Linked DNA regions of Mus musculus: region 2 is linked to region 1. The links are chromatin loops, found by intact Hi-C in ENCODE. Cell type or tissue: heart. All regions are shown on one strand.

The links. A loop is a pair of places that touch in the nucleus more often than their neighbours do. Peaks named below come from ENCODE experiments on the same cell type or tissue, not always from the same donor. Only the 100,000 strongest peaks of a DNase experiment are listed, where the experiment ranks them.
Region 2: a loop joins it to region 1, with 2.0 times the contacts of the local background. A loop is called at or near these places in 2 of 42 quality-filtered maps.

The regions. Positions count from the first base shown.
Region 1 is chr14:78,728,393-78,736,392 of GRCm38, forward strand. Dgkh (diacylglycerol kinase, eta) reads right to left here and starts at 4,337. Exons shown (of 30, transcript NM_001081336.2): 1 at 3,966-4,337. The coding sequence starts at 4,025. In heart, CTCF peaks have their summits at 3,039, 3,912 (motif pointing right) and 4,536; DNase peaks (open chromatin) are centred at 3,069, 3,879, 4,469 and 5,169; H3K4me3 peaks cover 2,516 bases; H3K27ac peaks cover 1,854 bases; H3K27me3 peaks cover 448 bases.
Region 2 is chr14:78,979,455-78,987,454 of GRCm38, forward strand. It overlaps Vwa8 (von Willebrand factor A domain containing 8), which reads left to right. Exons shown (of 45, transcript NM_027906.1): 13 at 2,782-2,942; 14 at 4,735-4,848. Among named protein-coding and RNA genes, the nearest start is that of Vwa8, 130 kb to the left of the region's middle. In heart, no CTCF peak of the experiment used is centred here; no DNase peak of the experiment used is centred here; H3K27ac peaks cover 1,289 bases.

The DNA of each region.
Region 1 (8,000 bases):
ATGTGTCATATCTTGAAAACCATGAGTGGGTACTTGAGAAGCCATGGTCCAGGGCTCATGTTCCTGATCAGTCCAGAACCAAAGGACTACAGATGGAACCAGCACAGACTGGAAGGCTGCCCTGGCAGCAATATGGAACTGATTCTGCAATCACTATGTATTCCATAGTCAGAAATTAACATTCAAAAAGTTTGCCCTGTGTCAATTTTCTTAGTTGTTACTTAGATAACAAATTATTCCATGAGCAACAGTGCTGTTGATTACAGGAACTTACTGTGGTCCTAGCCCACAAGGCCAAAGCCTCTCACCATCCAGGCAGAAAGTGGAACTGTACAACCTTTCGCTTGTATTGTGGGCTTTTTGCTTTGAAACACTTCCCTTTCTAAGTGTCCATTAATTCTGGACTGATAACTGGTATACTGCCAACAGCTAATGCCAACAGGTATAGAACCATTTGAAAATAAAAACCAAGTTTAGGGAATGAAGTATAGTCAAGCCTCTCTCCACTTAAGGTATTTTGTAAATACTCCCACATTTTTAAACTGAGCTAGAATTGTAACTACCTATCTGCTACCCACTCCCACCCAAGATTAAGGACTGCTTTGCTAAATATCTTCCTACCCGCTCATTCCCAACAGCAAAACGCTTTGATTCTCCTTACTTATTTACTTTAGTGGTGCTAGGGCAAGCCTTGCACTGGCATGTGCTCTGTCCCAAATCTACATCCCAGCCCTCATTCTTTTCTTCTCTTGTCTCTGGATACAGAGTCTCAATATATAGTTTATGCTGGCTCCACAATCTGGGCCCTCCTTCCTCACCTAATTGTGTGAATACAGGTGTGCAGCACCACACCCAATTCCCCAAATACTTTTTGGGCTAAAATTTAGATTATGCCTATATTCACTAACATTGGACTACATTCCAAAGCTAGCACCAAAGAAAACCAAGAAACTTACTATGCTAGCAAGTATCTTCTTTAGGCTCAAGATTTAGCCCGAATAATGTTAAATAAAGCTAATGTGTATCCAAATTTAGCTAATTAACTTAATTTCACCCCCTCACAGACAGAATGTCAGGAAGTCCCAAAAAATCCCTTTTCTCCACATGAATCTCCAAGGAATCTTTTGTTTTTGTCTCTGAATAGGAGAAATCGGGCCATCATGGTTTAGGCTCCATCAGGAGAGAGAGAGAAACAGAGAGAGACAGAGAGAGACAGAGAGACAGAGAGAAAGAGAAACACCAAATTCTTGCATGCATGTTGCCACATGCCATAACAACACAGTAATCCCATTTAGTCAAGTTTGTATGGTAAAATATTAAATTACCTATATTTAAATTTTAAGAAAGTTAAAAACAAAACAAACAAACAAAAAAACCTCAGAACTGGGATCCCAGTGAAAACAGGTTTGCTTTCTTTGCTGTTGTTTCATTTTGTTTTAAGAGAGGAAGGATTTATTTTGGCTCAGAGGATAAATGTATCTTGATGGGAAAGGCATGGAGCTGGGGCTCTAGCTGTGGTTGCCAGAGCATGTATCAGCTGCTTGTTCTGTGCCACCTACTAGGAAGCAATGGGGGGAGGGGACACACACAGGTCCTGAAAATGAGAGTCTCTGAGCACACAGAGTCTGGGCTTCAAGAAAGCTGTGATTCTACTGTTTAGATCTTCTCTTCTCTCTCTCTCTCTCTCTCTCTCTCTCTCTCTCTCTCTCTCTCTCTCTCTCTGTGTGTGTGTGTGTGTGTGTGTGTGTGTGAGACAGACAGACAGACAGACACTGTGGCTCCTTAAAGTTATATAGACTAGCAATTAATGTTCTAAGTATAGCATGCCGCATGATGGTCATATAGGTTCATTTTGAAGGAAACCAGAACTCACTCCATTCAGATTCTTGAGCTCACTGAATCAAAGTTAAAGACCCTGATTTTTGAGAACTTAATGATGCCTTGTATTCTGCTGAAGCAACAGCAGGGCATGAAGTTTCAGGCCTGCCTGGCCTACCGAGAAAATCCCACAGCAGCCTGTCCTACAGTGTGACGCTCTGTCCCAAACAGAAACAACAGGGATTCGGATGGACCCAGTGTTCCTTCAAAACATATTTAGATTAAAACGTCAACCCCGTTGCTCTCCAAGCCAGAAATATTTAACATTTAAAGCTGTTTCCTCTAATGCATTCTTGCTTTCTCTTGAGTACACTCCTCTTTTAGTCGTTCAGGTAACTCAACTTTCTTAAGTAGTTATATAAAGCGTTTGAAAAATCCTTAAATATTGTAGTCATTACACAAAGTTCTGAATAAAATCACTCATGAGAACTTTTTATGACACACACTTGAATAGATGTCAACCTTCAGCTATAAAGTAAGGTTCTTGGGGACAAAGCTTGTCTGAGAGTTAACAGCTTGCCCAACAATCTCAGAACACGATAGGTGTTGGATAAGAATATCTGCTGAACTAATAAAATGCCTTAGCCACTTACATACGCCAAGTTTTGAAGAGTTCAACATTTAGCCACTGCTCCTGCTCCATCTCGCTTCTCTGTGAAGGTTTTAGCTTTAAACGTTCATGTGGCGAGACTAGCACTGAAGATTTTCTAGGAGAATAAGAAAGCACTCTGTTTCTTAGCACTTTGGAGAAGAAAGCCGGAGGTTCTCTAATTTTCTAACTGCGGTGAAGTCCTAGCATTCAGCACCCAAAAAGCACTACACATGACTTGGAGCTTCCCGCTGTAAGTGGTGGAAGCTGATAGGATTTTATTTAGTAAAGTTCAAAACAGGTCGCTGGATTTCATTCCCAATGATCTTAAATGTCAAGACTGAATGAATTGTATTTTTAACCAAGAATAGCTTACTCCCTAATGATGATCGCAATAGAACACGAACAGATGGGCTACCTAACGTGCAAACTCACAAAAGCAAAAGCAGTTGCAGATGGATCAAAGTCGAAGGACACTCCTGAAAGGTCAGGAAGCAGGAGGCAGCGAATCGTACCCTGGCAAACCGGCTGGAAGTCTATGGGTAAGAAAAGGAGAAGCAAGCCTGGCACCTGACCTACAAGCTCTCAACAGGCAGAGGGCCCGCCTGAGCAGACTCAGGAAGTCCCTGGGAAAACATCATCAGAACAGCACCGCAGCAAGGATGAAGCCAGAAATTTTGGACCAGGCTTTTGAGACGGTTCACAACGTCAATCAAAAAGGACTAAGAAATACGTAGATAGGGTATGCAGAGCCAAAATTCATTGCCCACTCAAGATTACAAGGGTCTACGCAGGACGGGGATTCCTGGGAGGAATCCCTGAAGGGATGGATGGATAACAGACGGCTCAGTTTGAGGTGCAAGAAATAAGTTAAAGGAGTTTAGGGAATAAATCCAAAGACCTCGACTCTTCTCACACGCAACACTCTGAGCCCCTAAAGTGACTCAATCTACGCGTGGCGTGTGCTGTGAGATCCAGGCGAAAGCGAAGTTAGCCGGTGGCTGGATCCCGGTCCAGGTCCCCTGACCCTCGGAACTGTTCAGGGCAGCCGCGGCCACTCGAGTCGGAGGCGTGGCTCTGGGCTTCTGGCAGCCACCAGCCTCCACAGGCGGCGGTCCTTGGGAACCTGCGTGCCCAGGTGACTGCCAGGGCGCGGTCAAGAGGTGAGCCCCGTCTCCTCCCGGCGCCACCCGCTGACCGCGCAACCCCGTCGCCTCCACTCCCCGGGCCGCCGCGCCACACTCGGGAATGAAGTGCAAAGTTGGGAAAAGGATGAAGCGCGGAAACGGTCCTCTAAGGACCGTCGCCAGAGGCCGACCGGACAAAGGCGCTTCGGGCGGCGAGCAAGGAGGAGCCCGGGCGCCGGAGGAAGCGCTGCCCCGGCTGGGAAGCAGCTGGGGACCTCATCCCGGACCGCTTCCTGAACGGAACATGGGCCGGGAGGGGGAGGCAGGGAGCAAGGACAAGCGGGAGGGGTGGGCGCGGGCGCGGTACCCACCGGTTCCTCCCAGGCCGGGCTCTGGGCTCCAAGCACGGGGCGCACGTGCTGAGGCTCCATCGCGCCGGCCCGCGCCCGCTGGCCGCCGGGGCGCACGGACACCGGCCCCCGCTGCCGCTGCCGCTGCCGCCGCCGCTGCCGCCGCCGCTGCCTGCGCCTCCCTCGCTGGGATCGCTGTCGCTGCCGCCGCCGCTGCCTGCGCCTCCCTCGCTGGGATCGCTGTCGCTGCCGCCCTGGCTCCTGCCCGGGGCCAGCCACGGGCCCTCCCGCGTTCTCTGGCTTCCGCCGCGCTCGCCCGCCCCCGCGCCGGTCCCTTCCTCCGCCACCGCCTCCGCAGCCGCCTGAGTCCCGCTCCACGGCGCGGCGGCGAGCGCTCGGCTCCTCAAGCCGCCGCCGCCTCCCACGGCCGCAGAATCCGCCCCTCTCTCTCTCCTGTCTCCGCCTCCGACTCCCTCCCCTTTTCTCCCGCCGTCCGCCCCTCCCCCAGCGGCCCCTCCCGGCGGGCGGCCCGGGACGCACGTGACCCCCCTGCCAGGCCATATAAGGCGCGGAACCGAAAGCAGCCACCGGGTGGTCACGGGCACCGGGCAGTGGTGCGGCTAAAAGAGGCAACCGCGCCGCGGGGCCCGGATCGCCAGAAGAATCGGGGGATGTCGGGGATGAGTAGCTTGCGCCGGACGAGCGGAACCTGGCACCCTTTCCCCTTGGCATCCCTCGCCACGGGTGCCTGTAGCCCCCGACGGCCGCCTCGGGAGCTAAACCTGGAGCCAATTGCCCAGGACAGTACCTGGCTTCAACAGAGCGAGGCTGCGCTTCGCACCCCTGAGCCACTCCCAAGCACCTATTCCGGCAGCTGAGATGTCTGGCTGGGCTGTCTGGGGAGCCCTGCTTTTGTTCATTTTCTATGGCTGAAAGATTTCGTGGAAAGAAAACCAGCTAAGGAGCCGGTCTGTGGTCCGCTGTGAGCGCTCTGCTCAAATTAGGGACAGGGGCAGTTCCGAGAGAGAGCTCAAATGTCAACTGTCTCTCCTGCTGCTCTCCGGGAAAAAGAAAATGAAAATTGCAACAAGCAATTTTTTAAATCATCTTTCCTGAAATCATCTTTACTGGCAGTGAAGATGGTTTCCATCTAGTTGCAAACCGAGCAGTGACTGCATTTGCATGGGTCATTTCCTCTCTCGTGGACTTCAGACTCCTGCCAGCACCATCTTCTGGCCCTTAGTCTGGTAGACAGATGAATTCACACGTTTTGAAACCGAAAAATCAAAACACTACTTGATCCAGCATGCTCCCACGTCATACTAATTTCCGAGGCTAATATTCCGCTGAAGCTACACTCATAAAGGTCACCTAAGGATTGTGGAGAGAGCTAAGCCACTGGATGGTTTCCAGCCCTCACTTTCTATAACTTGACTGACTAAATTTGCATTCCTGAATCTCTCCTTTAAATGGGCCCTTGGACTGTTGGGTCTTCTTTGTTAGTGACTATGCTTTGTTCAGTGGCCTCCAACCTGCTGCCTAAATAGCCTGTCCTTCATTTACTTTGAATGAGGTTTAAGTGGGGTGAGTGAGCAGTCTGACCATGCTGCGTTTACCTCAGCCCTGGGATCACAGCTGAACACTGGGGCTCACTCAAAACCAGCCCTTCATTCCATCTAGGTGAGCATTCTACCTGCCGACTGAGCTATCCCAGACCGGAAGCGAACTTCTCTTTTTCAAGCATATTGTTACTTTTTTTTTTTTTGACTTTTCTTTTTCACTTAGGTGTCTGTGTCTGTGTGTGGGTTTGCGCATATGAGTGCGAATTCTCATGGAGGCCAGAAGCATCCAGTAAGTATCCCTGGAGCTGGAGTTAGGAGGCACCCAGTGTGGGTGCTCCAAACCAAACGCCCTGTCCTCGGCAAGGCAAGGACAGTGTGTGCTCTTAATCACTGAGCCATCTCTCCAGCCCAGAAGCCAGCCAACTTCCTAACCAGGAATGTCTACCTTTATCCCCCTGGCCTTATTTTCAGCCTGTGTAAAACAATGTGCTTTCCTGACAGCTGACTTTTCTCTCTAGTCTTACGTAAATGTCACCACAATTCACTTAGTCATGCAAAGGAGAAAAAAAAAAGCCTGGGTTCCTCCCTTCTCTCGTTGCTTTCCCCTTCCCTTCACTTTCTCTCCCTCACCGCTCTGGCCTGCATTATGTTCCTTACTAATTTTGAAGTTTTTACTCTATTTTTACTTATTTGTGTGTGGGCCCCGTGTGCAAGTGTGGAGAGGTCAGAAGATAACTTGCAGGAATTGTTTCTCAACTTCTGCCATATGAGAGCTGGGTATTGAACTCAGCCTCAGGTGCCTGACCAACCTAGCCCCACCCCCACACCCGGCTCCCCTCATTGGTTGTGTGTCCTCTAAGCTGCTTATATGTCATCCCTCTTACAGTGACCCAAGTCACAAGTTGAAGTCCTAGTATCTTCACGAGGCGTCTACTTCACCAGTCCCTTGGAACAAGGAGTTCCTTTCAGGTGGTTACCCTCAGGCCACTTGTTTTTATGCTGTACCCTGTTCTGGAATGTTCTTCCTCTTACTCAGCCTTGTACAACACCTGTTCATCTTTCACGATTCACCCTAAGGGCTACCTTCCTCATAAAAGTATTCCCGACTTTGCTGCATGGTTAAAAACAAAACAAAAACAAAAACGTCTGCTCTCTCTACACTAAATGACTACACGCCATCCTGTCATAATGCCTGAGAAGACTTTTTTGAAGTCAGCTTTCACATATCGTCTTCCTGGTAGCAAATATTATAACTGACGTCTTCCATCTTCCTGGCTCCGGTATAGTTCTCAGCACACTCCATGTTTCTCAAGTCTGTTGAAAGAATGACTTGTAATACGGTATCAGGTATGTTTCCCCTGCATTGTCCCACTTGGTTCTCACAGTGGTCAGTGCCTTTCATGGAAAACCAGAGCAGAGGCTGGTGATGTAACACAGGAGTAAAGGCACTCACTGACAAGCCTGCCTTTCAGACTCCCAAACCCATCTGGCAGAATGAGCAACCCTACTCCCAAAAGTTGTGTGTTCTCTCTCTCTCTCTCTCTCTCTCTCTCTCTCTCTCTCTCTCTCTCTCTCTCTCCCTCCCTCTCTCTCCCCATCTCTCTCTCAAACACACACATACGTTATTTTTTATAGAAAAAAGAGAGAGAGAAAGAAAGAAGGAAAGAAAGAGAGGGGGGAGGGAGGAAGGAAGAAAGAAAAAAAAAGAACGAAAGAAAGAAAGGAAGGAAGGAAGGAAGGAAGGAAGGAAGGAAGGAAGGAAGGAAGGAAGGAAGGAAAGACATTAAAACTGGAAAAGAAGAATACAGCTTGCCCAGGGACCTGTGTAACTCCCAGAGCCGGGGTTATAATCCAGATTGCTTCATTAATGTGACTACAAATACAGCTGTTTCGATGGTCTAAATGTTGGTATCTCCCCAGTTCCCATTGAAGTCCTTACTTCCATGAGCACCTAATGAAGGGGTCTGGTTATGATAGCAGATTCTATATAAATGGAACTGGTGTCTTGTAGGTGGAAGGGCTGGAGAGATGGCTCAGTGACTAAGAACACTCAATGATCTTCCTGAGGACCCACGTTCAGTGCCCAGTACCCACCTTGGGCAGCTCACAGCTACTTGTAACGCCAGTTCTAAAAGATCCAATGCCCTCTTCTGGCCTCAGGTACCTGCATGAACATGGGGCACAGATAGACAGGCAGGCACACACACACACACATAAAACAATTCAAAACATAAAGCAAGAAACAGAATACCATCTCCATTGTCTTATCACAGTAAATTCTGTCTTGTATAATAAAATAGAGTTCTCTTTGCTCCTGATTGTCCATTATAACTAGTTCTGTTTTTCAACTCTTCCAAGTCATTGTGTTTTAAGGATGTCTTAAAAATACACAGTTTGATCTCACTACTATCAGACCATCCTAAGAGCACTACTTTTAGCGTGACTGTTTTCATTCATTATGTGTATTAATCAGACTACAGGACCCTAGGAAAGC
Region 2 (8,000 bases), 250 kb after region 1:
TCAACTGAAGCTCCTTTCTCTGTGATAACTCCAGCTGTGTCAAGTTGACACAAAACTAGCCAGGACAGCTTCCTTATAGTGTCGAGGGTGATTACATGGCCAGCATGGCAGGGAGAATAACTGTAAGCATGGTGCTGGAGCAGTAGCTGAGAGCTTACATCTGATCCACAAACGAGGCATGGGATCGGGGTGGGCCATGTAGGGAGAAGGAACACAGGCCAGGATTGGTTTAGGCTTTTGAAACCTCCATACTCACTCTCAGCAACATACCAACTCCAACATGGCCACATCTCCTAATCCTTCCAAAACAGTACTGCCAGTGAGAAAACAAGCATTCAGGTGTATGAGCCTATGAGGGCCATTCTTGATTTAACCACCACAAAGAGTAAGGCTAAATGTTGACACCGTATCTAAAACAGCATTTTAAGGTTATAGAGCTTGGCTGAATTTGAATGTTATGTTTAAGAATGTCTTCATGATGATGGAGAGATGGCTCAGTGGTTAAGAGCACTTGTCAATATTGTAGAGGACCCAATACCCACATAATTGAATATGATTCCAGTTCCAGGGAATATAATGTCTTCTTCTGACCTATGGAGGCACCGAGTATGCATGTGCTACATATACATACATACAGACAAAACACATGTATGTATATTATGAACACATCAAATACAGAAATCCAGAAAAATTTCCTCATAATTTAATATAATCATACTTTTGTTTATTAAGTCATTACCTTTTAATGGTAGTTGTATTTATCTTTTTTTATTTGATTATCACATGTAATAGTGCATTTAACTATCACATATTCATGTATGTTTATAATTCATTGGTTCACATTGGCCTTGTTAGCCTGAGTTGTCCCCTTCTGACCAATGCTGATTGATCTCATCATACTAACAACTTCCCTTCCACTCTCTTCTCTCTTATTTGGGGGTGAGGAACATGACCCAAATGAATGTCACGTGGTTTTGTACAGGAATATGGACGTGTTATTAGTGGCTACGCCACAGAAGAAATGCTTCTGCTCTGTCAGCTAGTATCCCTGTCTTTAGGGAGGGATGGAACCCCGAGTCTCCCTCCCCCATAACGAGATGTTGATGGGCTTCTAGTGTATAGATTTTTGTAGACAATCACAGCAGTGCCTTGTGTGGTCTTTAGCATTCCACACCTCTTTCCTCCCAGTGCCCTTAACAGTTTTTGTACTCCTCCTCCTGCAGTATTCCCTGCTCCATAAAGGAGCTCTGCTTAGGACTGAGCACTCAATATTCACTTAATCTCAATGCTTCCCCCAGTTGTGAGTCTGCAGCCGCCATTGACCACTGTGAAAAGGAAGCTTCTGTGACCAAGGCTCCCAGATTCCCTGCTCTGGGCGTAAGCACACTTACCTAGGAGGCAGTGTGAGGATATATCACATCCATTAAACCAAATAACAGGAAGAGTTTCTCTACTAGGGCCTATGGCCTTCCCCAGGTTTCTGTACCAGGTGTGAATTACCTTCTTTGTAACAGGCCCCAAATCCAAAACTGAAAAAAGAAAAACAGACAAAAAGCAGTCGGCTGCCTCTATGACAGACTGTGGCCAGGGCTGCACCAGTGTCACATCTTGCCTGTAGTCAGTAGTGTGGCATCCAGGACCTACAGGGATAAAGCTCCAGCCCAGATCTTGCTTGATTTCTCTGTGTCCTGTGACCAGGTCAGGAAGCATTGAAATCAGTACTGTTTTGATAGGTTTCCCTATCATTGAAAGAAATAAGTCTCACATCTTACTCTGGGTTTTAGTGAGATTGTTGTTGTTATAAATATTGGTTTCCTGCTTAAAACTAGGAGTGTTTACAGCAGAACTTACAAAGGAATATAACATTTTGAATAAAGGTGAGGGTAAAGGTCGCATTTGTGTTTGATACAGCAGCACAGAGTGCATCTGAAACTGCTGAGACAGCCTTCCCAACACGAACACACATGAGGAAGCCCTGCTCCTGTCAGGGCACCACATCGTTTTACTGTAGCTTTACACGGTACAATGATTGCTGGCTGGCTTGACTTGCCTGCACTGTTTCAGGGCTGGTGTGTGATGTGTGGGCCCTTAATTTACTCTTTAAGTGTTGGGCTATTGTTTCTCAGTCCCTGCTCTCCTTCATGGTTAGCCTCTGTAAGTCCAAGGAGTCAAGGCATAGGCCCTAGGAAGGCTTTTCAAAAGGAAACACACATGGTGGATAAAGTAGTCATCTCTGAGCCAGGCATGGTGGCGCACGCCTTTAATCCCAGCACTTGGGAGGCAGAGGCAGAGGCAGGCGGATTTCTGAGTTCGAGGCCAGCCTGGTCTACAGAGTGAGTTCCAGGACAGTCAGGGCTACACAGAGAAACCTGTCTCAAAAAAAAAAAAAAAAAAAAAACGTAGTCATCTCTGAATGTCCAGCTTCTCAGTGTGAAAGAGAACACCCACACTATGGTCTCTAGGATGCAGTGATGGAACCTGATTCCATTCAGTGTGGCAGTAATTACTGTTGTCATCCTTTTGAAAGAGAAAGGGAGTACTAAATAATAAGAGAAAGATGGCAAACTCTCATTCTTACATCGAGCAAATATGTAATAAGGGGGAAATACCTAAAGCTTTCTGGTGATATTTCTCTTTGGATTTGAGAAAACTTTTTGTTTGTTATTTGAAATATGCTGTACAAAGACAAATGTGTGCAAACACATGTCCACAAGGCTAAAGAAGCATTGCATAGGTCTTCAACATTAACTCTGCATATTCTTTGCTGGTGCCTGCTTTTAGGATATGACTGCGCGGGACCTGCTACAGCAGCGGTACACGCTCCCCAACGGCGACACCGCCTGGCGCTCCTCACCCCTTGTGAGTGCTGCCCGGGAAGGCAAACTGGTCCTGTTGGATGGTATCCACCGCGTCAACGCTGGCACACTGGCTGTATTGCAAAGGTTTGCATCATAGACAGTCTTTATGCCAACCTAAACACTGAGATTTCAGGTCCTGAGGAATTTACAGTTCTATATTATTAAGCTGAATACAATATTATTAATATTTGGTTATAAACACATGCCTATCAGACCCCAAACCTCACCTCTGTGGCAGAATTTGCTGTGTAAGAGCTAAAGGATGAAAGTGTGCCAGCCGTGGCTCCAAGAGGCTTATGGACATAGATCAATATGTGCAACAAACCACACAGCTGGAGCGTCTGCAATTTTATCTTAACGATACGTCTAGACATCATCCCAGACAACATTGGAGCTGAGCTTATTGTAATATTTTTTTATTATTTAATTTTTTGAGAGAAAATAAAATTTAATATAAAATGTGTATTTATTTGCTTATTTCACTCAGCACAGATATGACCATTTCTGTAGCCTTCATTTTCTTATTTTGAGTGAGAAACAGTTTAATGTGGGAAGATTCTCTGTCTAATTTCTGTGGAAAGTCTTCCCCGCCTGTGTCATCTCTGAGGTTACTGATGCTTTTCATCCCTTTCCTACGGCATGACTTTTTAATCTGACTTACTGGGAAGTGTCAAATAAATGAAAGAAGCCACTTCTTCACCCAGCTAACCACAGTTTTTATCGCTGACAAGATGCAGGCACTGAGTGGAATGAAAGACTCCAAATGTGTTTGTTGTATTAATCTTGATTCGGTCTGTGTGGGTTTAAAAATAGTAATCACAAAGTTTTGGTGATTTACCACATTTCTTAGACTCATAATTTAATATTCTCTGCCAAACAGATAAATGTGGATACAAAAATAAGAAAAGGCTCAGCCCTCTCTTGTTGGCTGTCTCTCAGATGCCTGGCCAAGGACAAAAGAGCAGCAACAGCAGCAAGGAGCCTGTGCTGTGCTAAACCAGAGGCTCCAGTGTCAGCCTCAGGCCGCTTGCAGGATGGATGCTGACAAATGGAGCTATAAAATACAGTGCCTGGCCTCCATCCCTACCAGGGCTTCAAATGATACAGGCTGGAGTTTTTTACGTGGGCATTTTAAAATGCTGCCTAGGAATCCTAACTTAGGAAAACTGAGCAAGATGATGTTAAGCATGTATTTTAAATTACTTGTTCAATTTTCATACCAACTATATGAGATTGGCATTGTTGTCTTAATTTTTTTGCCTTAATTTTAGAGTAAAATTTAGAGAGATGGAATGGTTCTCCCTTCTCTGATTGTTCAGCACATTGGACTTGAACCCAGGCCTTCCAGACTGCACTGCCTGTGCTCATAGCTTCTAGATGAGTCTTTGCCCTCTGACCTTTGCAGACCTAGCAGTAGAGTCTTACACAGTATGGGAAGCTAGTTGCTTTGGGGCTGCCATGTGGAGGAGCAATGGAGTTATTTCTGAGGCTTTTGATATCTTAAGTCCTGCAATTTCAACAGTGAAATATTATAGTGATACTTTCCCTTTCAAAGCTGCATTGGATTCAGGAGTGTGTGTGGCTTACACGTGAAAACATGCCCCATGGGTGAGCTGAGGCATTGTCTCCCACCTCCTCCTCCCCTTCTTCATGTCTCTTCTCCCTCATACCCATCGCTGGCATTTGGGACTGCTCCTCTGCAGAGTCCAGCATGTCTGCCCAGGATAGTGCGTAATAGCACTGACGAAGTTACTGTTGTGAACACGCACCTAAGACAGTTGTTAGGCTTGTCCTCCAGCATGACATGCAGACTGAGTGATGCTGCCTCTCCTTACATCATTGATTAACTTGTTTCCCCCAACCCCTTCCCCATCAGACTGATCCATGACCGGGAGCTCAGCCTGTATGATGGATCTCGGCTGCTGAGGGAGGACAGGTACCTGAGCTTGAAGGAGAAGCTACAACTGACCGATGAGCAGCTACAGAACAGGTCATTTGAAGGACGTTATTATCAGTTTGTTTTTTAACTTTTATTTATTGTATATGTATGTGCATGGATGTGTATGTACACATACTACAGTTCACATACAGGAGCCAGAGAACAACTTGAGGGAATCTCCTGTCTTCTTCCTCCACTTGGGTCTTGGGGAGCCAACTCCTCCTGAGGCTTGGCAGCAAGCCAACCCTTGACTACACTATTCTTAGCGTTAACTTACTGCTAAGCTGAAAGTAGCAGTCTTTATTTTTAGCTAAGCTAGAGTCAAACCAAACAATAACTGAATGGCTTAGTTTGGTGTCCTGTGGATGAGATAGCCTGACACTTCTAAAACCTGAGGTTTAATCTAGGCCCTACTGACTTCTTAGCCTGTACTTTTAAATAACTGTCTCAACTGTATTAAGAAGGTAAGCCAGCTTTACTAGGAAGTCATGGGCATAACTGTGGATGTCCCTGAGGCATTGCTGGCCTCCTGCCCCCAGCTTCCTTACAGCTCTTTCACTAGGTATAACAGTCAAATGCTATGGGTGAGATTCGATTTTCCTGTAGCAGGAAACAACATGAAAACATTTACAAAACACAAATAGAAAAGATTAGACCTGGGAAAATGGCTCAGAAGTTAAAGCACTGTCTACACAGGCTTGATTTAAGTCTGGATCCCCAAAGCCCATATAAAAGCCAGGTACTATGTATACAGGAACTGTAACCCTGGCATATAAAAAGCCAGGTACTATGTATATAGGAACTGTAACCCCGGCATATAAAAAGCCAGGTACTATGTATATAGGAGCTGTAACCCCGGCATATAAAAAGCCAGGTACTATGTATATAGGAGCTGTAACCCCGGCATATAAAAAGCCAGGTACTATGTATATAGGAGCTGTAACCCCGGCATATAAAAAGCCAGGTACTATTTATATAGGAGCTGTAACCCCGGCATATAAAAAGCCAGGTACTATTTATATAGGAGCTGTAACCCCGGCATATAAAAAGCCAGGTACTATGTATATAGGAGCTGTAACCCCGGCATATAAAAAGCCAGGTACTATGTATATAGGAGCTGTAACCCCGGCATATAAAAAGCCAGGTACTATGTATATAGGAGCTGTAACCCCGGCATATAAAAGCCAGGTACTATGTATATAGGAGCTGTAACCCCGGCATATAAAAAGCCAGGTACTATTTATATAGGAGCTGTAACCCCGGCATATAAAAAGCCAGGTACTATTTATATAGGAGCTGTAACCCCGGCATATAAAAAGCCAGGTACTATGTATATAGGAGCTGTAACCCCGGCATATAAAAAGCCAGGTACTATGTATATAGGAGCTGTAACCCCGGCATATAAAAAGCCAGGTACTATGTATATAGGAGCTGTAACCCCGGCATATAAAAAGCCAGGTACTATGTATATAGGAACTGTAACCCCGGCATATAAAAAGCCAGGTACTATGTATATAGGAACTGTAACCCCGGCATATAAAAAGCCAGGTACTATGTATATAGGAGCTGTAACCCCGGCATATAAAAAGCCAGATACTATGTATATAGGAGCTGTAACCCCGGCATATAAAAAGCCAGGTACTATTTATATAGGAGCTGTAACCCCGGCATATAAAAAGCCAGGTACTATGTATATAGGAGCTGTAACCCCGGCATATAAAAGCCAGGTACTATGTATATAGGAGCTGTAACCCCGGCATATAAAAGCCAGGTACTATGTATATAGGAGCTGTAACCCCGGCATATAAAAAGCCAAGTACTATGTATATAGGAGCTGTAACCCCGGCATATAAAAGCCAGGTACTATGTATATAGGAGCTGTAACCCCGGCATATAAAAAGCCAGGTACTATGTATATAGGAACTGTAACCCCGGCATATAAAAAGCCAGGTACTATGTATATAGGAGCTGTAACCCCGGCATATAAAAAGCCAGGTACTATGTATATAGGAGCTGTAACCCCGGCATATAAAAAGCCAGGTACTATGTATATAGGAACTGTAACCCCGGCATATAAAAGCCAGGTACTATGTATATAGGAGCTGTAACCCCGGCATATAAAAGCCAGGTACTATGTATATAGGAACTGTAACCCCGGCATATAAAAAGCCAGGTACTATGTATATAGGAGCTGTAACCCCGGCATATAAAAAGCCAGGTACTATGTATATAGGAACTGTAACCCGGCATGAGGCAGAAGTTTAACCAAGGCAGGCAGATCTTTGAAACTAATTGGCTGACTAGCTTATCCCTGTAGATGAAGTTTCAGGTTCAGTTACAGACCCTGTCTTAAATATAAGGGTAGAAACCAGGGTTCAGATGTATCAGGGACGCAGCTGTAGATAGACCAGTCTGAGCTGAAGGCCAACCTTGTTATTCATAGTGAGGTCAGAGGCAGTCAGGCCTACAGCAAGACCATGTGTCAAAAAATACAACAAAAAAAATGGGGCAATCAGCTGAGGAAAGTTGGCTACCTCTGCTCTCATAAATGCACCTGTACTAACAAGAACCCACACACAGTACACAGCATAGGCACACACATGCACCTGTGCTAATAAGTACACACATGGTACACAACACAGGCACACACATGCACCTGTACTAACAAGTACACCCACACACACACACACAGTACACAGCAGAGACACCACCCTCCCATACACCCCCAAATGAAAAATGATTAAATATGTACAGTGTGTATATTCCCTCCTATTGGATTCATTAATTCTGTTAATATCATAATGGTGGTATGATTGTGAAAGGAGGCCTTGTGTTTGCATGAGCTGCTTTTTGAGGTAGAAGGGATAGATAGGCTTGTGACTGTGTCAGTAAAATAAGCCAAATTAATGGCCCAGGAATTGCCACTGTGAGCAATGTGAGTATAAGCTGATAAAGTCTTAACACTGGGGAAACCCGAATGAAGGGTGTGAACATCTGTGTATAGGTCTTTGCATTTGAAGAAAACTATTTTTCAACTGCATGTCACTCTTCTCTGATGTCGCCCACATGCCGGTACCTTCTGGTGGGCCTTCACATATTGGAGATTGGTACTCTGTGGGAAAGGGACGGGGTTACAATGATGACAAGTTCTTCCTCGTGTACACTGACCTGGAGCAGCCAAAGCTTTACCTTTCCCAAACCAG